Linked DNA regions of Homo sapiens: all the other regions are linked to region 3. Evidence: chromatin loops called from intact Hi-C (ENCODE). Cell type or tissue: chondrocyte. All regions are shown on one strand.

Region 1 (8,000 bases), 590 kb before region 3:
GATAGGATCAAAGACCTTGCTTATCGGGGGGAGGAAGAGGGATTCCAGTGTTGTTATAATTGCTCCAATCTGTGACCAGAGGGAGCCTGGCTGGTAAGAAGGCCTCAGAACAAAGGCCAGAGTGACCGGAGGCGACAGAGGAAGTGGGTCCCCTCCCTTTTAGTACTTTACAATCCCTGGGGTGTGGGTGGGTTAAAAAACACTGGTGTTCTGGCCCCACTCAAGACCCAGTTTATCAGAATCTTCAGGGGAGGACCCAGGCATTAATAGTGTCCAACATCCCCAGATGGTTGAGAGCCACATATTAGAACTTAGAACAGTTTGGATAACAAAAACAGGTGGGGTGGTGGGGCGGCAGGGTGAGCAATGCGAGTTTGAGAGGGAAAGAAAGAGCGGCCTCAAGTCAGAGGACTCAGCGTTTTCTCTGTGGGGAGGACAGGTAAGGTGGCAGTGGGAAGAAAATAACAATATCAGACTCATTATAAGGTGTCAGCACATCCAATGGGTATAAGATGGGGGAAAATAAAATCTGTGTTATCGAACTACTCACTGTGGCCACATAGGTAGGTGAAGATTCTTAATTTGTTCATTTTAAGTGGTTGTTTTTAAAATTTACACAGACAGGCTGGATAGAAGAATGGAGGAGAGAGAATATTTGTAATAATTTGTAGCTGTGACCCACAGCCTGGACCCCCATGGTGGCCAGTAGATGTTAGGGGTTGGCCACCCCATCTTACAGTTCTGTCCTCTACCACCAGGCTCAAGCGCTGATCTTTTCAAACCTCCTCAGCTCCGAACATATAACCCTTTCTACAACAAGGGAGTTATCAGGATAAGAAAACTTGGAAGTATATTTATAAAAAGTTTTGATGTCAATAAGGAATAGCCTGATGGAGTAAATTTGACCATCCTGGGCTCCACACGGTCTTTTCTTGCTAGCAGAGGCTGTTAAATATGGTAGCAGCTGGGCATGGTGGCTGACAGCTGTAATCCCAGCACTTTGGGAGGCCGAGGCAGGTGGATCACGAGGTCAGGAGTTCAAGACCAGCCTGGCCAAGATGGTGAAACCCTGTCTCTACTAAAAATACAAAAAAAAAAAAATTAGCCAGGTGTGGTAGGGGGCACCTGTAATCCCAGCTACTGGAGAAGCTGAGGCAGAGAATTGCTTGAACTCGGGAGATGGAGGTTGCAGGGAACCGAGATTGCGCCACTGCACTCCAGCCTGGGCGACAGAGAGAGACTCCATATCAAAAAAAAAAAAAAAAAAAAAAGAAAAGAAAAGAAAAGTGGTAGCATGCTTTCTCTTATGATACAGCTCAATGTATATTATAATAAAATAAAGTAAAATTATCCGTGCATCTTCATTCAGTGGATGATCCAGTTAGGCTTTCCTAAATCCACACCTTTAACTTCAGGCTCTTTCTTGGTCTATGTACTTGGAGGGTCCCATTTACTTGGCTTCCGAGTGAAGCACTGTGCACATAATTGTGGGTGCATGGAAAGGCTTTAATTTTCCTGGCGGGGTTATTTTCTCAGGTGACTGACTCCACCTGATGTCATCAGCAGCCTGGGGAGGATCCACTTACTGAGTTCTGAGAACAGGTGAACACTTTCCCTTTCTGGATTTGGTCAGTCAGTTTCTGTCCTGCCTTGAGCCATGCCAGTCCCCACAGACCATGAAACAGGCTTTGCTTAGTGAGAATTCCTTTTATCACCCAGGACTTCAGGGTTTTCTCGCTTCATACATGGAGAGTTTGAGTGTGTGCTGAGGTTGAAGGGAAATAGATTTGCTTTACAAACAATCTCTAGAAGTATCTTCTATGCTCAGGCAAGAAAATGTTTTCATATTTCTTCTGAAAATTCATCTCTTTGTATTCTTGTAGGATTTATTTATTGTTCTCTCCCCCATTAGGAATCTAATCCAAGTTTAATAAAGTCATTATAAATTGTTATACTTTTGTTTAGATATTTCTAGAACTTAGGTAAAATGGCCAAAAATTGTTCATCTTGGCATTTCCACAAACAGTAATATGCAAAACTGTTATTCAGGGTACATGACCCAGCGTCCTCTGCTAGCAAGAAAAGACTCTGCGGAGCCCAGGACTGGTCAGATTTATTCCATTAGGCTATTCCTTTTTCACACTGAACTTTTAGAATTTAAATACACTTCCGAGTTTTCTTATCCTGATAACCCCCTTGTTGTAGAAAGGCCATGTGGGTGATACGTTCAGAGCTGAGGAGGTTTGAAAAGACCAACACTTGAGCCTGGCAGTAGAGGACAGAGCTGTAGGACAGGGTGGCCGACCTCTAACATCTACCTGCCACCATCAGAGTCCAGGCTGTGGGTCACAGCTACAAATTATTACAAATATTTGTTCTCCTCCATTCTTCTATCTGGCCTGTTTGCAACAGTTTTAAAAAGAACCAGGAATTCTCTATATGTTATGTTATGAACACAATTTTCTGCAGCAACTGTAATCCCAAAATGCATGGCCGTTGATATTGCTGGCCATCGGCTATGTAAATTCAGGGCTGTGGATATGAGCCACCGTGGCAGGGATGCATCTGAGATGGCCCCCAGGGCAGCCTGGCTTTTCAGGGGTGCAGCCTGATGACAGAGTGTTCTCACAGTGAACGTGCCATTCCAGAAAGCACTGTTTTCTTCATCACGCATTGCTTCACCAAGCACTTCAGAACTTTACCCTCTGTTCGGTGCTGGGGAAACGAAGGGGAAGAGAAGGGTCCGTATGCCAGCGGGCAGACAGACACATTGAGAACGCTGCAGTAACACGGAAAACGATGGTGGCATTGTTGAGGTCCAGAGGAGCAGCCCTTATCTCAGCCTTTATGTTCTTTCAAGGACAAATCCGTTTTACCATTGATTTTTTAAATGATTTTTATTGAATGGGAATGAAAGAAGGATTAGACGATGTTGTTCAGTTGAATGAATTTCCCTTTCAGCTATTCCGCCACTCTCAGGAAAAGTAGGGTTTTGATGTAGTACTGGGACAGGTCTGTGACGCAGGGCGAGAGCGCACTCATGCCCAGGTAGCCGGCACACGCCTGTGGACCGATGCCGCCCTGCTGTTCAAATCTGGATCCTATGGCAGTAAATGTAATGGTTAACGGAGAAAAGAGGATAAAGTGCTGACTTGAAATTGCTTAAATAATCAAAACTGGCACGCAAGCGATGAATACTGAACTCTTAAAAGCAGTACTTTGCAGAAGGAGAAAAAGAGTTTGCAAGAATTGAGCTGATAGTTCTAATTATGTTCTTGCACTCAAACCGACTAATTAGAATGATCCTGCTCCAAAACACACTTCAGAAAATCAGAGTGTGAAGCACGGTGTTATCTACAATTGTCTCCAAATTATTTTGATTTTGTGCTGCCATCAGTAAAATATTTTAAAGCACTCCGCGATATATTTATTTATAATTATATACATTGATAACCACTACATGCATTTTATTTTATTTTATTTCATTTTATTTTATTTTTGAGACGGAGTCTCTCTCTGTTGCCAAGGCTGGAGTGCAGTGGCGTAATCTTGACTCACGGCAACCTCCGCCTCCAGGGTTCAAGCAATTCTCTTGCCTCAGCCTCCTGATAGCTGGGACTACAGGTGTGCACCACCAGGCCCAGCTAATTTTTGTATTTTTAGTAGAGATGGAGTTTCACTATGTTGGCCGGGCTGGTCTCAAACTCCTGACCACATGATCTGCCCACCTCGGCCTCCCAAAGTGTTGAGATTACAGGTGTGAGCCACTGCGCCTGGCTGCACTTTTATTTTTATAAATAACATTTAATATGTCAGAGATACTTTTATATGTGTCCAATTGTATCAATATATTTTTAAAAACATATGTAAAATATAAATGTTAAAAGAATGGTGTCTTAGCTTGGGCTGCTATAGCAAATTATTCTGGACTGGGTGGTTTAAACAACAAACATTTATTTCTCACAGTTCTGGGGGCTGAGAAGTCCCAAATCAGGCTGCTGGCAGATCCAGGGCCTGGCGAGGGCCCCGTTACTAGTGTGTAGTGGGCTTCTCCCCATAAAGAGTGAGCAAACTTTCATTTTGGTTCTTATAAGGGCACTAATCCCATTCATGAGGACTCTCCAATCATGACCTAGTCACCTTCGAAGGCCCTACCTTTTAATAGCATCACCATGAGGGTTAGGATTTTAATATATGAATTTGTGTGCGTATATCGTCGGGGGGGATACATTCAATCCATAAGGAATGGAATAAATTGAAATGAGTTCTAGCATGTCCTTGATACCCTCCAAAGGACTACTATGGACACTCCCTGGGTACGTATATCCCACTTACGAGACCAGTCTAGGAAGCCAGACAGAGTGGAGAGAGCTAAGCTGTGTTTTGAATACTTGGACATCTGGACCACTTAGCCTTTCTTCCCTGTGTCATTCTACATCCACTGATAAATTATTATAAAAGGAATTGGTAAATAGTTCCAAAGAAATCCATATGCAAATATAGAAATATTTTTAAGTGAATTTGCATGAAAGAGGTCCTTAGGTTCATCCCAGCCATCGATGTGAATTCAGCAGAGGAATATAGTCACTGACATGGTTTTCATCCCATTAACTGGGGATGGTCAGGATTGGGTCAGAAACTTAATGCTTAAGAGCACTGGTCCTGTGCTCTTTAATCGGTAGAAGACATGTTTCATTTTTGGACAATAAACAAGGTGTATCTACAAACTTGAGCTTTCTATTTTAGCAACTTCTAGGCATAACTTAGAAATACAAAGTAAAAATGTTTCATATTTTTGGTTGCAGTCCTGAAAAGAAAAGGAGAAATACAGCGTCTGTCCTGGAAAGGACAGGAGAATACAACTTCTGTTTGTTGGAAACTCTTCGGTTCAAAGTTCCTCTAGATGTCAGTATTACATAGGGAAATGAAACTATAACAGCCTTTGGCAATGAATAAAGGCCTTCTTACATTATTTAAATGGAAAAACATATGTGATATATAATTACTAAAGAAAAAAGCAACCTCTCTTGGAAGCTGGCTTCTTATATTCCTCAATACTGACAGCTTCTCCTGTTGGTCAAGTCCAACTCCGAACCCAAAGAATATTGGGTTAGCATGTGGACTTTTCCACCTGATACTCAGATGGCCTCAGGGGCAAACGTGGATCTATCAGTGCTCCATGGAGTCTTACAGCCAGCTGCTCAATTTTATATACTTTTATGAGTAGAAATTGACTGATACATACCAGTTTTCATTATTAAATCCACGTATGCTTATATCATTGCATTCATGCCACACAGAATAAACCCAGAAGCACAATGTCTATTGATACACCAGAAGTTTTCATTTCAAAAGGGAAGAACTGAAAGACAGTTATAAAACACCTTAAACACAATTTGTTAAACTGTCTTATTCGACTAATTTGGATATATGCTTTCAAAATTGGACTTAAATTCTCTCCTTTTTTTGCTTCTCTTCCATGTTAATTGTAATCTTTCGACAAATATTTATCTCTTCACTCTGCTAATTTGTTTTTGATTTATGACCTTCTCTCTTAATCATTTTTCTTATCTCCTGTGGTGCCAACTATGTAGTAGATCTCAATAAATAGGAATCATGTAACTTGGCTATAGTCTTTCTATCTTTTTTTTTCCCCAGAAAGACAGTATAGGGTGGTAGTTAGGTGCACTGGCTGAAGTAGACAGCTGGGTCAGAATCCTAGCTCTACCATTTCTAAACTTTATAACCTTGGGAAATTACCCAACTTCATTTGTACGATGGGGCTAATAGTATCTATCTTAAAGGGCTGTTAGCAGGAGCAACCAGTTAAACAAAGTGCTTAGAAGAGTGGTACATAATGTGTGTGCACAATACATGGTAGCTGTCACCACTACCACCATCATCACCATGACCGTCACCATCACCACTACAACCGCCATCACCACTACAATCATCACCACCACCACCACCACCACCACCAGCAGCACTACCACTACCACCACGACTACCACCACAACCAACACTACTACCACCACCACCACCACCGCCACCACCACCACCACCACCATGACCACTACCATCATCATCATCATCATCACTACGTACTGGTCTCTGAAGTAATCACCAGGGAGTCAAAGATGAACCAGTCTTTTTGCCCACTGGAAGTCCACAGTCTAGTGGGAAATTGACAGGAAAAAAGGCTTAAAGTGTTATAAGGGACACCAGGGGTGGGGATATGTGCTGAGTTCTGTGCAAGCACAGAGGAGGGAGCAATCAGCTTTGTTTGAAGAGGCGGCAGCCCATTGTCCCTGCAGAGGGAAAAGTAGGCAAGTGCCGTCTCTGGACTTTCACTTAAAGAGAAACTCTGAAGCTCTCACTTCCAGCCTTGGCTTTCCACAGATTTACTAAACATGCCTTTATGTTTTAAGTTCACCATCTAAAAAACGGAAATACTCTGAATCCATGGAGCTGCCCCCTGCATTGTGTAAAAGCACATTTGCAGCCGGACATGTTGGCTCACACCTGTAATCCCAGCACTTTGGGAGGCCGGGGCAGGCGGATCAACTGAGGTCAGGAGTCCAAGACCAGTCTGGCAAATGTGGCAAAACCCCGTCTCTACTGAAAATACAAAAAATTAGCCAGGCATGGTGGTACATGCCTGTAGTCCCAGCTACTCAGGAGGCTGAGGCAGGAGAATCGCCTGAACCCGGGAGTTGGAGGTTGCAGTGAGCTGAGATTGCGCCATTGCACTCCAGCCTGGGCAACAAGAGCGAAACTCCATCTCAAAAAAAAAAAAAAAAAAGCACATTTGCAATTTGTCTTGATATCTGTGCTCTGAACTTACATGGTGTTTCATGCTTGCAAATCAGCTGAAGGCAGATTATGTTGTGTTTCAAAGGGGAAATAAATACTTTTTTTGGACATCCACACAATGTCATTAATTTATAATGCAAAACTTTAGAAGTTGTGATAATTTGGGTGGATTGGGCTAATGTTTCCCTTTTATATGGGGTACATTAGCTAACGGTTTGCTCAACTAATTCAGATACTCCAGGACTGTGAGAAGAATGTTTATCCACTTAGGAAAAGGGCCATCTGTTCTAAGCACTGTAAAGGTTCCATTTATAAAGCTGACTTTCATCTCCTACTCTCTGGTTTACAGAGCCCATTCACATGTATCCTCTCATTTCTATTTGATTTATATGTCAACCATATCAAGACAACTTACACAGAGGTCAAGGGTGATGCACACATTATTAACATCCTTTCATCTATTCATGAAGATGGGCTTTTTCCCATAATGACAGTTTTACAGAATTTCTTTGAAAATAGTGAGCTCATTTCAGATACTGTAGTCTATACAGGCTTTCATTAATTCAGACTGTTCTGCCCTCTACATTACTATTAATTTTACTGGGCTTTTTTCTATGTTTGAATCATATAATATAGTAGTTTTCAGCCTGGGGTGACGGGTGATTTTGCTCCCCATTTATAGATCTCTGGAGACCTTTTTGGTCATCACAACTGGGAGGGAGGGTGCTACTGGCATCTGGTGGATAGAGGCCAGTGATGCTGCTGTCCTGTAATGCTCGTGACATTCCCCACCACACGGAATCATCCAGCGCAAGTGTCAGGAGTGCTGAGGTTGAAAAGCCCAGATGTGATATGTAACTTCAATTACTCAATTGTGCCTCCACAGGCGAAGGAGGTGTGGTCAAACGCCGACCTGACGGAAAGGATGCCCGTCAAAAGCAAAAGGACATCAGCCCTCGCAGGTAACATCTTTAGAAAAGTAGATAGTTATGGATGAAGAAAGTTCCGTTATAAAAGTCCTGTTGTTATTCAGAGGAAGTTGCACATTCATAAAGCCCTGTGCAGGAAGAAGTGATGTTTATAAAAAAATGCCCCCCCCCCCCTTTTTTTTTTTTTGCTTGTGTTTGGGTCTTACTAGTTACAAACAAGAAAATCTTTTGGAACCCAATTGGTCATATTTCCTTCTA
Region 2 (8,000 bases), 480 kb after region 3:
GTGAGTCAGAAATCTGGAGGGCTGTGTGGACGGAGACATTGCTCCTGCTGTTTTGCTGCTGTGAAATGCTCAGTGAAACCTAATTGAATTTGACAATTATAAATTACATATTGAAACCGTATAGTTCACCTAAGGAATAGCAATGAAAACAGTGAAGACACCAGAAGCCAGAGTTCAGGAAATGTCATATTCACATAGAAATACTTTAAATTTTTCTCAAAGCTTTATTTTCTCTTTTTTCAAGAAAAGCTCCAGACCACCCAGTTGCACTGGTGGAAGTCCTTTTGGGAAGCTGTACATAAAATCATCACTTTAATTCAGCTTTTGCCCCCATTGTCATACTAAGGCTGTAAGCATATGTATAATGAAGGAAACGAACTGTCAAAAAAGAAGAAAAGAGCACAGTAGATAAGCTCATTCTTCTCTCTTGTCCTTAGGAGCTGATTATACCCTATTGGAGGGGATTTGTGGAAGTTCAAAAATCTTTAAGAGGGAGGTAAAGATTAAAGGGACGTGTATCATGGCCCACGCTCCCCTCTCACTCCTCACAGTTCTGTATCTGAGCACAGCAGTTTGGACCCCGTTGTATGAGCATTTGCCACCACCTAATTCCTTCTCAGCCCAGAGGAAGCCTTATTTAAGGAAGGGAATCCACATCCTTGCTCTCCTTCTAGAGCTGTGTGCGCTTTCCCACACAGGCCCTCCCCACGCCACCCTTTAAGTATGTCCTGTGCCTAGAACCTTGCAGGATGAACCATTGACTATATCTTTTCTATAAATGACACAATGGGAAGAAGTAAGAAATTCCTTCAGGAACAGTTAAGTGTAAAACAAGCTGGGATGCTCGTAGTCTTTCCTTAAAAGTTGATTGGAACATAAGCTTACTGCCCAGTCCAGATGTCAGCCTAGGAACAGCTGGCATAGAGAGCCAATGTTTTGTTCTGAGGGGACCTCATCCTTTTTCTTCCCAAGGTCTCTTGGTCTAATTAAATTTCAGGGAGACAGAGCCTTGGCAGAAGGTTAAAGGAAGCAGCTAGACTGCAGTATTGGAGCTAGGCTCAAAACTAAATTGAGAAGTTTAACTGGGTGCGTCTCTGGTTTCAATGAAATACTTTTACAGTGTATGGTAGCAAGGTCTGTTTCTAAGCCTTTGAAAAACATTTTTCTTTTTCCTTAATTGTAGTTCCCTGGTTGTTTTTATATTGTGAGCTACTTGTAGAAAACTACAGGAAACATAATTACAATACAAAGCTCCATTTCCCAAGCCTACCAAGATTATTTGAAGCCAAACTGGGTTTTAGGGTTTTGCTGACTATGAGTTCACAGCCATGAAATGCATCCTATGTCGTGCTGGTTGATTTACAGCCAGTGTGATGTGATTAAACAATAACCATGTTTCTCCACACCGTCTAGCCGCTATAGGATTGAGAGAGGGGAGGGATGGGCTGCATGACTCCACATTGCACAGCTTCCTCTGGGGAAAAAGAATGAGTATCTTTGTGTGACGCTTATAGCAAAATAGAAGCCTGTAGAAATATATACAAGTTTATTTAGGGAGGGGAAAGAAAAATAAATTACTTCGTTTTTCTGCTTATATTGCTATTTCCTTGTAGCGCTATGTTAAATTGCTAATTACTACTTTTTGTATTCTACTTTTCCTGAAGAATCTGTATATGGACTTTTAGGGCCAGCAGAAATAACTTGTTTTAGTACTATTAACACTCTGGGGAGGAAACTGGTACTTCAGTGTATTGCGAAATGCAAAGCGTTTGAAAAAGTAGTGATGGATGATGAGAACGACAGCGAGAGTCGCTGCGTGTACTGCTGCAGCCCCATTGCAAGCCCACGGTGCAGACATTCAGCAGGATCCAGACAGCCTCTGCTCTAGAAGGCTCAGCAGAGAAGGTGAGCTCCAAACCCAGGGCAAAGCAGGTCCCACCCCTGCCCTCTCGACCATCATGAATCTAGAACAAATTCCCCACCTGCCAAGTTTCAGGGAAGTCTGAAGAAAATAAGCAGGAAAGGCTTTCAGTGGCAGCTTGACTGGCTGTTACTTTCACACGATGAAACTCCTTTTAGGCTGTTCTTTAATTTGTATGTAGCTGAAATAGAATGATCGAGTATTTCTCACCTTTAAAGATCGGCTATTTTCGTACGGCCTTTGCGTTCGGTTTATTTCGAGGAATCACATCTGATGTGTTATTTGACGAGTACATTTGTGTATGCAAAAGCTAAATATTTATCTCACTTCTAGCAATTATGTATCTCAAAGTCTTTTTTCTTTCTTCCCTCCTTTCTTTCCTCCCTTTCTCCTTTCCTCCTTTCTTCCTTCTTTCCTATTTTGTAATTCATCTTGAAATTCTCATCTCAACCTTCATGTCAGTCAGTCTTCACAGAGCTGTAAGAAAGACATTGGTGAGTAGGGGCTGAGAGCAGGATTAAGTTCTTCTCCGCTGGTTTTCTTTTAGCCAGCCTTCCTTCCAGGGAAGCCTCTTAAGTCGATGGAGATGAAATGCCCTTGTTTCCTCGAGTGGAGCAGTTGGGGAAAGCGGGAGGAGGAAGGCACTGCCAGAGGGGACGGTGGCGGGCAGTGCGGGGTCCTGCAGAGCTGCTGGCTGCAGCTCCGCTCGTGGAAGTACAAGTGGGTCGAGATCGGCATTTTCTTAGGAACAGAATCGAACCGAGTAGAATAGGGGTAGAATAGAATAGACCGTCTACAGCGTTCCTGGACGCTAAGCCTAAGAATTGCTTCGTGAAACTCCAGTTTCGTTTTATGAACGCGTGTGTGCGGGAGGCGACGTGAACTGACTTGACTGTGGGTACGAAAAGCCCAAAGCCACCGCCCAGGAAGAACCGCGCTTGGCTGCGGCCCGGGAAGAAACATCCACGGCCGCGTTAGAAAGAGGGTCGCACGCTGCCGCCGAGGTAGAGGGGTCCCCGAGTCCTGGGGCCTCGCGCCCCACAGCCCGAGTCCCTTCCCCGCGGGGCTGGTGGCTTTGGGTAGGACGCGCGCTTGGCGCGGCCAGCCCTGCGGCAGGAGCTGAGCGGCGCAGGGACACGGGCAGCTGGGAGGGGCGCCTGGTGATTTACTCACTTCCCTCCTAGCCAGAGAAGTGCAGCAATTCCAAACAGTTCTCATAGGAGCGTCCCTGACAACTTCATGTTATAAAAAAAAAAAAAAAAAAAAAAAAAAAGCATTAAGAGCCCAAGGGACGCCTTGGGGAGAAGAGGTGTGGAGGTAGCTGGGGGTGGATCGCGGTCACGGTCCTCACGGGTCCGCACAGCACATTCTTAACCGCGACCTAGTGATTTACGGCGCCGAGAGCCGCAACTGAACGCGCACAGCAGGGACCGAAAGCAGGGAAACCCGGAGCCTTGTGCGCCCAGAGGGAGCGGAACGGTGGGAGTTCCCGGGGCTCGGGACCTGCTGCCCCCACCCCCACGACCCACGCCTGCTTCGTCTCCCCCTCTTCTTCCCTAGGACTTTCTGCAGGGCGACTGCACCAAAGCGAAACAGAAGCTGAACTGGAAGCCCCGGGTCGCTTTCGATGTGAGTATCTCTTAGGGCGCACGCCGCCCGCTGCGGGGCCCCGGGCTGCAGGGCGGCAGCTCTCAGGGTCGGGCGCCTGAGGCGCCTGCGATGCCCAAAGCCCGGAAGGCGGGGTGCGGGAGAAGTGAGGGGAGCTGGAACGAGGGACGCGGAGGCCTCTCTGGGGCCGACACCCGGGGTGGGGTGTCACCAGGAGAGAGTGGCAGAAGCTCCTCCCTCACGCCCACCCCTGTGTTGCAGGAGCTGGTGAGGGAGATGGTGCACGCCGACGTGGAGCTCATGAGGACAAACCCCAATGCCTGAGCAGCGCCTCGGAGCCCGGCCCGCCCTCCGGCTACAATCCCCGCAGAGTCTCCGGTGCAGACGCGCTGCGGGGATGGGGAGCGGCGTGCCAATCTGCGGGTCCCCTGCGGCCCCTGCTGCCGCTGCGCTGTCCCGGCCGCAAGAGCGGGGCCGCCCCGCCGAGGTTTGTAGCAGCCGGGATGTGACCCTCCAGGGTTTGGGTCGCTTTGCGTTTGTCGAAGCCTCCTCTGAATGGCTTTGTGAAATCAAGATGTTTTAATCACATTCACTTTACTTGAAATTATGTTGTTACACAACAAATTGTGGGGCCTTCAAATTGTTTTTCTCTTTTCATATTAAAAATGGTCTTTCTGTGAACTAGCATTCACAGGGTCAGTGTGGATGTTTTCTCCCAAGTTATGAACACGGCTATAGGGGTCCCCAAACAACCCCACAATCCAGGCCTTGGAATGAGATCGCTGTGGTCAGGCCTTGCCCTGTTTTGAGAAAGCCCTTGGTGGGAGGACTCCTGCAAGGCTAAGGGGGGCGGGGGTGCTCCGGCGAGCCTCCTCCTTAGTCTTTGCCTGGGACATTTCTTTCCCCCTCCTGGTGACAAGTCACTCTGGAAACCTAGTTCCTGCAGAAGGGAGGAATTCACACCCTGGCTGGTCTCTGCTGACTATAATTAGAACCCAAGGGCTCTCACCCATCTGAAAAAGAAGTCTTGAGAAATAGAGGGGGGTCAGAAGAAGAAACTTGAAGGTAAGCAAATACTGTTGGAACATTCCATGGCAAAGCCACCAAGTTACCTAGAGGTCTCTGAGCCTGTGCCTTTCCTTGTGGTCTAGAATCTTTTACACAGTGCTTATTTGCAGCCTCTTCTTATGACTACTAGGTCACTTTTTAAATCTCAGTTTAATGTATTCATTCAGCCATTTATGTTAAGTGCCTAATACATGCCAGACATTGTGCTATGCACTTGAACGACATCAGCGTTAATTTGAAGCTATAATAAAAAGGTTTAAGGCTCAGCCTCAGATCTCTGGATCTGGTTTGTTTGCATGCATCATTTAGGTGGCCTGGGTAAGACCACAGGTGTGTGCTCCTGAGCTGTGTATGGTGTACAGCTACAGGTAGGCTGACGCACACATGTGCAGGACACCCACAGGCAGCAAGCAAGGATTCATGTACAGGTGTATACCTCCACATGAAATACAGTATTTTGCCCTAGAACAAATTAGGTCAGGACACTTCTCCCCCTCACTCCCCTTCCAAGCAAAATAAAATAAAACTTTATAGCAAATGGAATTCCAGCCTTTGCACATGTGTGTGTGAGTGCGGGTAAACTATTTCTGAACGTCTTCACAGGCAGGTTTATGATCTGGGGGAGGACCGAGTCTCCAACGACTGGCGCAGGAGAGAGGGCTCTTTGTGTGGCTGCCCAGTTGCTGTGAAAGCTTGCTGGCCGGGCGGCCTCGCCCTCGATGGAGCAGAACTGGGGGGCCTGAGCTAGCCCACCCGCTCCTCAGAAGCTGTCCCAGGACTCGCCTTCTCTGCACTCCCAGGCGGGATGCTGCTAATTGGAAACACATGGTTGCTGGGAGGCCGGGCCTCAGCCTGGGCGGGATAGTGGGCACACACACAGATACATACTCACACATTGGCTCGAACACAAACATCCATGCACATCCATTCACAAGTGCACATACACTCCACAAACATGCCATCTCACAGTCACACATTCTCACAAACACTTGCAAACCCAACTCCCAAACCCACTGTCACACACATCCTCCAACAAATCTCACAAAGAGTCACATTCCTCTTAGCCTTGACCCTGATGGGCAGGCACCCCCTCTCCTCTGACCACCGGAACCTCCCTTCCCACACCCAGGAGAGACTATTCCAGGGGCCCTCAGGCTTGCCATGGCCCTGTTTAATTCAGTGTTGCTTGTTTGGACACCTAGAATCAGGAGAGATTCTAGGCAGGGGTTTATGCAGCTCCAGTTGAGCCATGATGTTGAATTCTACTTCTCCAAACGGATGGCAGCATCCATGTTTGAAGGAAACTAAAAAGTATTTTTGGTTGCAACCTTCTCACTGCTCCTGCACCCTGAGTAATGGAAGGAGCGGGAGTTCATTTGGCTTCCTGGTGTATGTGGTTTAAAAGGAGAAAAGGAGAATCGATTTACTTCGGCATTTTTTATCTATTTCTGTGCTATGAGAGAAATTCATTTGGACATCCTTCAAGACAATTCTTATTACAGGGTTTCTTCTATCTTAAATCTCAATTAAATTTCAGTAAACTTATTTTTTCCTGCTCTGCCAGACTTTGGCTGTTGGTTTCAAATGTTACAAAACATCTTCCACCTTGATATTTTTAAGGAAAAACTGAGAAAGTTAAACCTTCAGTTAAACTCACATACCATGGCAAAGCAATCTTGCCCGAGTTTGTGCAGGAGGTGCGTGGAACCCGGGTAGGCCAGGCCCCGTCGCGGGCTCTCTCTGCTGCCCTTTGTCTTTAAGGAATTGCGAGCGAGCTAGGCCCAGCATAATAAACCTGTCACACCTCTGCAGCTGTTTAGGGGCTCAGGCTCAGCCGCTGCTGCTGCTGCGCGCAAGATGGCTCCTTCGGAAGGCCGGGTCCGCTTGGCCGCGGGCGCTGGCGAGGAGCGGGTCGGCGCTGGCAAACCCCACAGGCATGGCTTTGGGTTCTTTTTCGCCCCTTTTAGTAGCCTTCGCCTACACCAACCACCGCGAACCTCGTGGAACCTCTGGCAGCCAGTTGGAGGGCTCCTGGCAGATGCAAGGAGTGTTATTATCGCACTAATGTGTTATTAGAGCTTGGAGCAGGCAGCACTTTAAACATTCACTTGAAAATAACCTTAAATGTATTGTTTACAAGTAACTTTTTAACACCCCTCCCCCCAAGTCTCAAAGCACCCTACGCACTTTATTTGGATTTGGGAGTGCCTACTGGGTGAATTCTGTTTTAAGGTGCAGCCCACACACGTCCAGGTGTTTTCTACAACCTGCATCCTTGATTGGTACGCGGGTGGCATGGAGGGGTGGTGGCAGCGCCCATCTAGGTTTTACAAAATGAGTGTCCCTGTGTGTGCGTGGACGTGCCTCACAAAGAGACCTTCACGTCCGTACATGCCACCCGCACCCTCCAAAAATTGTGGATTGCCATCACGGGGGTCGCTAATACTTTTAACAAGCAGCAGGGGCAATGGGGGACAAAACGGCGCTAGGAACTGGTCCACCGTCCACAGTGTGTCCCCTGAGAACACCCGGGGTCTGGGCCTGATCTCCAGGAGTTGGAGGAGGCGCCCCCGCCCCGTGCCAAGCGGGCCCAAGGCCCGAGGCTCCCCCGCTCACAACCCCGGTGCCCGGAACACGTCTTCGAGGGGCCGTGCTGTCGGGGTTATTACTCGCGACTGGACCTCGCGCCGTGTTGCTCTCCTCGGGCCCCGAGCCCGCCCAGCGGTCTGCACGGCCCAGGCCTGAGCTGCGGGCTTCTCCTGTGGGGCGCGCTGGGAGTGAGCTCTATCCCCAAAGCCCATTTCAACGTCCCAGGTATGACTACGACGGCAGAGGCCGGCCGCCCACCCTCGCCCCCTTCCCCGGCCAGAGCGCCTTTGCCGGGAGCCGACGACCGCGGCCTGACCCCGGGCCCCACCGCCTACTCCCGGCTCCCGCCCTTCCTCCACGGTCAGGGGTCACACACAGCGGACGCCCCGTTCTCAGCCGCCCCTCTGATCTCTGAATTTGGGAGCCAGCGTGTCCGCTGGGGCATGCACTGCCACGGGCACTGGGACCCCTTTGCTGCTGCGGGGAGGAGCCCCGACGGCAGGTGGGAAGACCTAGCCTGCCCGCGTCCCCGCTCCCCAGCTCCTGCGACCCGGGCCGAGGCTCTCAGCCCCTGGGCTTCCCCGCTCCGGGTTTGAGGGAGGGGCCGGGCCTTCGGGCCTGCAGACCCGCCACCGCGCGTGCGCATGCGTCGGCCGCGAGCCCCCGGGTGCAGGCCTGGGCGGCTCCGGCCCGCGCACTTGTCCAGGCGCTGCGGCTCAGCGCGCCCCAACCTCCAGCTCGGGCGGAGAGCGGGGGCGGGACTGAAGCACCGTGTTCCTCAAAGTATCCTCTCGCCGTCGGCAGCCCTGGCCTC
Region 3 (8,000 bases):
TTTTGTTCTACAAGCTCCCATTTCTTTCTGATCAGTCCTGTTGTCCCTTCACCTGTGTGGACACAGCCCCCGTGATAACTTAATACAGTTTGTAACCACTTTTATTTGTTACAGCGCAAAATTGCAATACGAAACCTTTTTCATTTTATAATTTCATGTTTAGGTTTATAATGAATAAACACCACGATTGTAAATATGACTAGTTTATTCCCATGGTTCTTAGGAAGAAGTTGAGCATGTTTGACTTTGTATTCATCAGGGTAGGCAGGAGTGTATGCTGTTGGTGGGTGCCTGTGTGTCATCTGGCTCAGATTCTTCTTGGAAGCCTGTTGTAGATTTGAGCAATTGAATTCAAATCTAAAACCACTTAAAAAGTCCTTTATAGTCCATTAAGAATTTATATGAGAGAGAACACTCTATGAAAGTTCTCCTCTCCCTGTTCAAACAGATTGTTCTGTTTTATTAGAGCTAGGTGGTATTGTAATTTTGATAACAGCTAATAATGTTTGGAATTTTGCTCATAATTAATTAGTGGACCACACAAAGCTATGCTTGTTGGGTTTTTCACCCTTAATGTGTTTATAAATAGTGGCTTGTTTACTAAATAAAATCCAGAGTAGCATTATTTTAGTATTGCAACATTATTTTATATATATTAAGCTAAAATTAATACAAATAGCTAAATGAACATATTTACCACAATATTAATTTCTAGATGCTATTTATAAAAATGGTGGGTAAAGAGTAAGTTAGTAAATACACTGTGAGTAAAACTTTTCCTTTTTTTTTTCTTTTTTTGAGACAGAGTCTCGCTCTGTCGCCCAGGCTGGAGTGCAGTGGCACCATATTGGCTCACTGCAATCTCTGTCTCCTGAGTTGAAGCAATTCTCCTGCCTCAGCCTCCCGAGTAGCTGTGATTACAGGTGCCCACCACCACGCTCAGCTAATTTTTGTATTTTTAGTAGAGACAGGGTTTCACCATGTTGGCCAGGCCGGTCTCCATCTCCTGACCTCAGGTGATCCACCTGCCTTGGCCTCCCAAAGTGCTAGGATTACAGGTATGAGCCACCTTGCCCAGCCAGGATTCTTGATTAGATTACAGTATGTAATTTACATAAATTAAGGTGAAGACATAAATGATACTTTGTTTAATACCATAATGTATCTCCCCCGCCCCCAAAATTTGTATGTATATTTAAAAAAATTAGACTTAATACCTCTTTTAAAATACATAGTAAAGCTTGATATTAAATATGATTTCTACTTTATCCTTACATATGGCGGAGTTTATAAAATTTGCCTTGTTAAAGTTGGATCCTTAAAGTTAGTACGGTAAAATAAAATGAAATCTTTTCTAGTTCAAAAAATGTAATGCGTAAGAATTTTTTCTGCTACTTTGTACTGTAAATCATTAATTGGATACCTTACCAGTGCCAGCAAGAAATAAATCATATGAAAATGGTTTGAATGTATCAGATTTCTATTTTTTGAAAAATGTCTAAGATCGAAGATGAGTGATTAGTAGGTATCACTTTTACTCTTTGAAAAATGGCAGAGTATGTTCCTAGTTTGGAAATGTTAATTTAAAGTGTAATCCACAGCGAATTTAGATTTGCTTTATTTATAAGAAACCGCACATCAAGCCTTGGTTTGGCATGTTACAGCTCCGTTAACAGTTTATCGTTAAGAGACTGATTCTTTAGAAAATGTTGCACCCTGAAAGGTTAGCTCAACTTGTGTACGGTTCTAGTGTTGATAATTAAAGTGAAATGTTTGCCAGAGAAGAGGAGTATTGTGTTGATAGCAATTATGCAGTTATTCTAAATGGGAGCTGATAGAGAAGAGGCAGCAGTTTCGCACTTCTTATGCTGTTTGGTATATCAGGGTAAAAAAACCTGTTCCTGAGTTTCTTTTCTACTCCCATTCCATATATTTCATTGGTGCCAGGTTTTTATTTTTTTAGTATATAACAGTAAAGTCTTTTAGAAATTAGTGGTATTGACAAAATAAACCTTTTAGGACATTCTTCAAGACTGTCAACCCACATTATTAGTACTGATGGTAAATAACCAGTCTTTACCCTGAGTGCATGGATTAATTGTTACATGGTGTAGGGGACAGGGTTTTTTTGTTTGTTGTAACATTCCCATATGGCTCACACTAGAGTGCCTTTCTATTTGTTTGTTTGACACTAACTTATCTTAGGACAATTCAGAGCCAGTATGGTCAGTCCTAAAGGGGAGGCTGAGAGGCTCTTTAGTGTGGTCTGATACATTTCTCCATCTTCCCTAGAGAAGAAGTGTTTGAATATTTGACAGAAGTTAGTCGATTATTATGTCACAATATTTGAGTTATTGGTTGTTTACATAATGTGTGTAAATAATTTTTTCATCTGTTTGCTTTGCATTTGCTTTATATTAAATATTAGGAAAGTGTTTTGGTTTAGTGATCATTTCTTTTTTTTTTTTTTTTTTTTTTTGAGACGGAGTCTCGCTCTGTCACCCAGGCTGGAGTGCAGTGGCGTGATCTCCGCTCACTGCAAGCTCCGCCTCCCGGGTTCACGCCATTCTCCAGCCTCAGCCTCCCGAGTCGCTGGGACTACAGGTGCCTGCCACCACACCTGGCTAATTTTTTGTGTTTTTGGTAGAGACGGGGTTTCACCATGTTAGCCAGGATGGTCTCGATCTCCTGACTTTGTGATCTGCCCGCCTCAGCCTCCCAAAGTGCTGGGATTATAGGCGTGAGCCACCGCACCCGGTTAGGTTTAGTGATCATTTCACTCTATCATTTGGCAAGATATTTAGATTGCAATTTAGCAAAAATTAATTTATCTTATTGGAATTATTTACTTAAGTGACTTAAAATTTCAACTTTTGTTTTTCAAGCATAAGTTCATCAAATTTGCCAAATTAAAATTTATCAGCAGCAATAATGGAAAAAATCTATTGGTTATGTTCAATAATATTATGTTAAATAATGTAACTTCAGTCATTTTTCAGTTTTATAAATTTGCTTCACAGAGAAAGAAATGGAAATTTCCAATAAGCTTTACGTTTGTGTAGGGAAGCAAATTATCCCTAAAGCTTCCTTCTTCATCCCTCTAGATTAGAGACATGATTGTTTTTGAAACTGAGGAAGTTTCTGGTGTGTTTAAGAATGTTGTGCTCTTTTATACACATAGATGGCAGCAAAGAATTAGACAAAGGAAGTGAACCTTGCAGTTGTAGTGAAAGATGAGTGACAGTACAAACTGACTCCATCAGCATAGCTGCCTGTGTCTCATACTTAAACATAAAATAAGAAAGAAAGCTACTATTGATAACACAAGAATATAGGAGAACGAAGAAGGCTCTGAGAAGCTGTAATACACTGAATTTCTGGACAAATCCCAGGTGGGGAAGCTTAATCTTTTAAGGTATGTCATCCACTCCTGTAAGATGATTGAAATCAGCTAAGATAATATGCATGTCAAAATAAAGAGACAGTGAAGGGCTGAGGGGCAGTAGGGCCAGAGGGAAGTAAAAGAGAAACCACGCACAAGTTGCAGCGGCAAGCAATAGCCTGCTGCCTGCGGGCACTGTGGAGTTTGGCCTGCATGTCTCCTCTTTAGTTAAGCAAGTTACAAAGAGGAAATGTCAGTCCACGAATCAGGCAAACATTCCCTGGGAACGTTTGCTCAAATGTCAGCATTTTAGAAAATAGAACTGTAGTCTATTATGGTTCAGTCCCCATACTGGGTTTGCTGTTAAGTGCACAAGCACAAATATATTGCTTAAGAATGCATTTGCTATTAACAAGTCATTTTATGTCTTAATTAACATTCCTAAATAATGACATAATCACTATAAAAGATGACAGTCATCATTATAATTAATATTTAATATGTGTGTGCTTCCGAGGACCTTTCTGTGGCTTCTCACAAATTTCCAAGGTAATTTTCAAGTTTTAGAATTGCATTTGGTGAGATCACAGTCATGAGGATCTAATGAAGTAGAATCATATTTAGTAGAAACTGAGATTCGGAAGTGAGTTGTAGAAAAGCAATTTGTAACATGTCCTTAACAATCCCATCACCTCAGTATCTTACTAATTATAAACGAAATAAGGGCTTCTTAATGCCACTAGAGTAATGCTAACATTGTTTAGGAAAACATTTCTCCTACCCTCTATTTTTTTTCTGGTCTACTCTCAGGAATTTTAGTACCACAGACTAATCTCTGGGTCACAAAATTTATTCTAAAGGTGTGTATAACAACGTGCTTAAAAGCAGTATCTGGCAAGTCTCTCTTGTGACAGCAACGTTATTTCTGACATAATTATTTTCTTAGTAAATTTGATATCTTAACAACCCCTTCCCTCATTTCTGAGTTCAAAAAATAACACTTAATATAATTTATTTCTCATACTTAATAAAAGCTTACTTGAGAGCATATTGCCATTCATCCTCTAGCTGCTTCCCCCAAATGAGGTTAGAAGGGAATGCGGTTTGCGAGGGTATAAGGTGGTTTCCAGCATCGTACGCTGTGTACTGTAATGGGCCTCAATGTTGTTTTAATGAAGCATTAAACATATTCTGGCTGTTGCTTGTTACTTATTAATGATTAATTGGTTATACTCTGTCATATCAGTAGAAAAAGAAGATATGTATGTAGTTTTTCTGTTTTAAGCAGTCTACTGTGTTAACTTCAGTTTGTATGCACAGATATTATCTGTGTTACCCTAATATTTTTAGTAGTGTAGGCGGTTTGAAAACAAGGACAAAGAAAATTCTGATGTCTAAACACATAATCTTGCAATTTTGTGAATTTTTAATTTAATTAAATGGAATTTTATAAGTTGAACTTTCATTATCATATATTTCTTAAAACCAGGGTGTAAGATAATTGAATTAGTCACAATTACATAAACATTTCTTTATAGGTCATTTTTGAGATAGCAAATGGGTTTTAGATTAAAAGGTTGTTTAAAAACAGCTTTTAATCAGAATATAATATGTTTTGCAGGTGACTGCGTACTTTTTCTTTTACACTTTTAGCCCCTCTTTGGCAGGCATTAGATTTAGACTGTGACTTTCTTAATGCAATAACATCGTGCAGATTATTTATGTGACCTTTTCACTGCCACGGTTTTCATTAAACGGACAGTATTGCAACACCATTTCCTTCAATTGCTTGGTTTCAAAAGAATCGTGTCTCAAGCAGGCAAATCTAAGTGATTTGTGTTGCTTACTAACTGAAGAATATTGTTTTAAAACTTTTTTTAAAAACCAGCATATTAATTTTCTTCATATTAGCACTAGAACATTTATTTTCCTTGACAATATTTTATAAATATTTTGCATGAATAATTAAATGTTGGATAATTAATAACATTTTTTTCAATTTGCTTATAATTTTTAAATGGGCTTTTAAAAATGATACACTTTATAGTTTTTGATGCCCTTTTTAAAGTCTAAAAACAGATTTTGTATGAATTATAGGGGACTTCAATGTTTTATTGGCATTTTATAACCAATTTTAATTTATGATGGCTTTACATTTGTTTACGTGACTACATCTTACAAAATCTTAGATATTTGAAAAATTTCCAGTGTAGTATAATAATAGCTTAAGTAATACTTGCCTTGTTTGTCTTTCTTACTTACTTTAACTTTCACATGGTTAATTAAGTAGCATTCCTGTTGATTAATAAACTAGAGCGCACACTGTTGTTTGAGGTTAAAATACCAAAGTTTTGTGCTTATGATACTTAGATTTTCCTTTATGTCCAAATTGTCCTTTCTTTTATCTGATGTAAAATATTTAAACATATATAGATACTTTGAAAATTATTTAAATTGATAGATGATTGCATGTAATCACGAAGTATGTTTTCTCATGTGGCCATTGTTTTTCAATGAAGTGTTAATGGTTAGTGGAAAAATTTGTGTAATATAAATGCCCTAAAGTTCAATTTTGGCGCTAAATTTAATTGCCTTTTTTCCCCCACAGTTTGTGTCTTTATTTTAGATAAACACATAAGTTCATAAATGTATTGCTCATATTTCGTCTTTCTTGAGGAATGGTTTCAGATAGATTTGATATACTTTCTCTCATTTCGTGGGAGATTCTTTTCTCTTTCTCTCAGTTTCTAACTGGGGATTCCACTTATCAGGTTGAACCATCTTACATGATGATGATTCTTGGTGGTGCAACTTTGTTGGCACAGGATCCAGAGACTAATCCATAAAGCAGTTACTGGATTTCCAATGTGTGAAATATTAGTTTGTCCCTTTTTCTTGTGTTTTTTCTTCTGAAAAGCTTTACTGAAATTTCATTTTTTATTTTCTCTCTTTTTTTTGTTTTTTGTTTTTTTAGTGTTTTTTTACCATGCTACTTATGAAAGAATTTCCTAAGAACTTTCCCAAGTTCTATCACTTGGGAAAAGATGTGTTTTAACTACAACAGAAACATCCCGGTTAAACCCTTATCTGGTCAGAGATTTTTAGTTCCTAGCCAGTAAAAAACTGTTTTTTATAATGTAACATAAATTACATACTAAATTAGTACTTTCAGTAAAAACTTTTCAGTAAAATTTTGACACTTAAATGCTCACTTTTTAAAAAAAAAATCTCAGTAATGTCAGGTCATAGGCACATGAAATGTTTAATACAAAAATTGCAATATCTTTCATAATAACATAGAAGTTAACAGAGTTTTGACTAATCTTACTCATTTTCTTGCATTCTTACAGAAAATACTAGTACAATTGTAACCTTTAGTGAAATTAGTTCTTTGTAAGAATTACATTTCTATATGTAAAACAACTATAAAAAGAGTGCCAAGATTTAATGCGTGCCTTCACTTTTCGGGGACGTTTTATTTTTTCCACTGTAAGTAATCTTAATTCCAGATGTTAGCACATGACATTTTGTGTAGTGCCCCTATCACATGTTTGAGTTTTTTTAACATTAGCTCTATGATCTGATGCTATGTATACTATCTTGACTCGTCAGTGATATAGATTTTGTTGCTGTCATTTAGTTTTTATTAATAGTCTTCCATTTGTATTAGTCAAACTTAAAGGCATATGTTTGTTGCCACATACAAAATATTTTACGGAATAATCTGTAGTTTATTTACATTGTATTGTGACGTTAGACCTTTCTAGTACAGCTTTATAAAATAAAATAGTTGGTTGCATATAGAGGTATCTTATTGAAACATCAGTGTAATGATAAAAATATTAATTGTTGTAATGTTTAGGACATTAGAAGAACACAGATGTGGCCACCTTTTGAAAACTTAGAAGTTATTTATCTCATAGGAATTTGTAATAAATCCAAAAGATAACTATAGGGTTAACACATGGAATGACGATTTCACTATATTGGCAATTTATTTACATTTCTTTAACCCAATTTTAATTGTAATTCTGTGATTTAAGCCTCATTGATTTATATTTTTGATTGGTATATTGAAATATAAAACCTTCTAAATTCTAACTAGCACAGGGTACTTTTTCTTTGTCATGTGAAATTAAGGGAATTAATCTTGTCAGAATTTTTATAATCATGTAAAACAAACCTGTGAGGAAGACACATAGTCTCTCTGGGCCTCAGTTTTCCCATCTGTAAAATAGGATGTGAGGCTTTGGGAAACAGGTAAGAGTTATGCTGTATGTTCTCCAAGATCTCCTACAACCCCAAAATTTCATGATTGTCCAATTTGTTTTTGAAGTGGTATTGTGCTTATCAATATAAATTACATGTCCTGTCTAATGAAAACATCAGTGTTAATAAAACCTAAGGATGAAAAGTTCAGTTTCTTTTAAAAATCATACTTTTTGGGAGAAACAATTGTCAGATATTAGCATATAATGGTTTTTCTCAAGAAATATTTAAAACTTTATATAAAGTTATCTTGCACCTTTTTAAAAACTTAATGCAGAATAGTGGAAATTCTGGGATGGAAAAGGCATTATATTCTATTTTGTCAGAAAGTATAAATTAAAGTTAAATG

Evidence for each region. A loop is a pair of places that touch in the nucleus more often than their neighbours do. Peaks named below come from ENCODE experiments on the same cell type or tissue, not always from the same donor. Only the 100,000 strongest peaks of a DNase experiment are listed, where the experiment ranks them.
Region 1: it touches region 3 in a loop (4-fold over the local background); 7 of 110 quality-filtered maps call a loop at or near these places.
Region 2: it touches region 3 in a loop (5-fold over the local background); 14 of 110 quality-filtered maps call a loop at or near these places.

What each region holds. Positions count from the first base shown.
Region 1 is chr6:2,692,559-2,700,558 of GRCh38, reverse strand. It overlaps MYLK4 (myosin light chain kinase family member 4), which reads left to right. Exons shown (of 13, transcript NM_001012418.5): 3 at 7,700-7,775. Among named protein-coding and RNA genes, the nearest start is that of MYLK4, 54 kb to the left of the region's middle. In chondrocyte, CTCF peaks have their summits at 4,689 and 4,901 (motif pointing right); no DNase peak of the experiment used is centred here.
Region 2 is chr6:1,620,022-1,628,021 of GRCh38, reverse strand. It overlaps GMDS (GDP-mannose 4,6-dehydratase), which reads left to right. Exons shown (of 11, transcript NM_001500.4): 10 at 3,482-3,550; 11 at 3,791-4,216. The coding sequence ends at 3,853. Among named protein-coding and RNA genes, the nearest start is that of FOXC1, 14 kb to the right of the region's middle. RefSeq lists an enhancer at 3,425-3,534. In chondrocyte, CTCF peaks have their summits at 2,653, 4,189 and 4,404 (motif pointing left); a DNase peak (open chromatin) is centred at 3,773.
Region 3 is chr6:2,099,661-2,107,660 of GRCh38, reverse strand. The region is part of intron 4 of GMDS (GDP-mannose 4,6-dehydratase); the gene reads left to right. Among named protein-coding and RNA genes, the nearest start is that of GMDS, 140 kb to the left of the region's middle. In chondrocyte, CTCF peaks have their summits at 2,984 and 3,190; no DNase peak of the experiment used is centred here.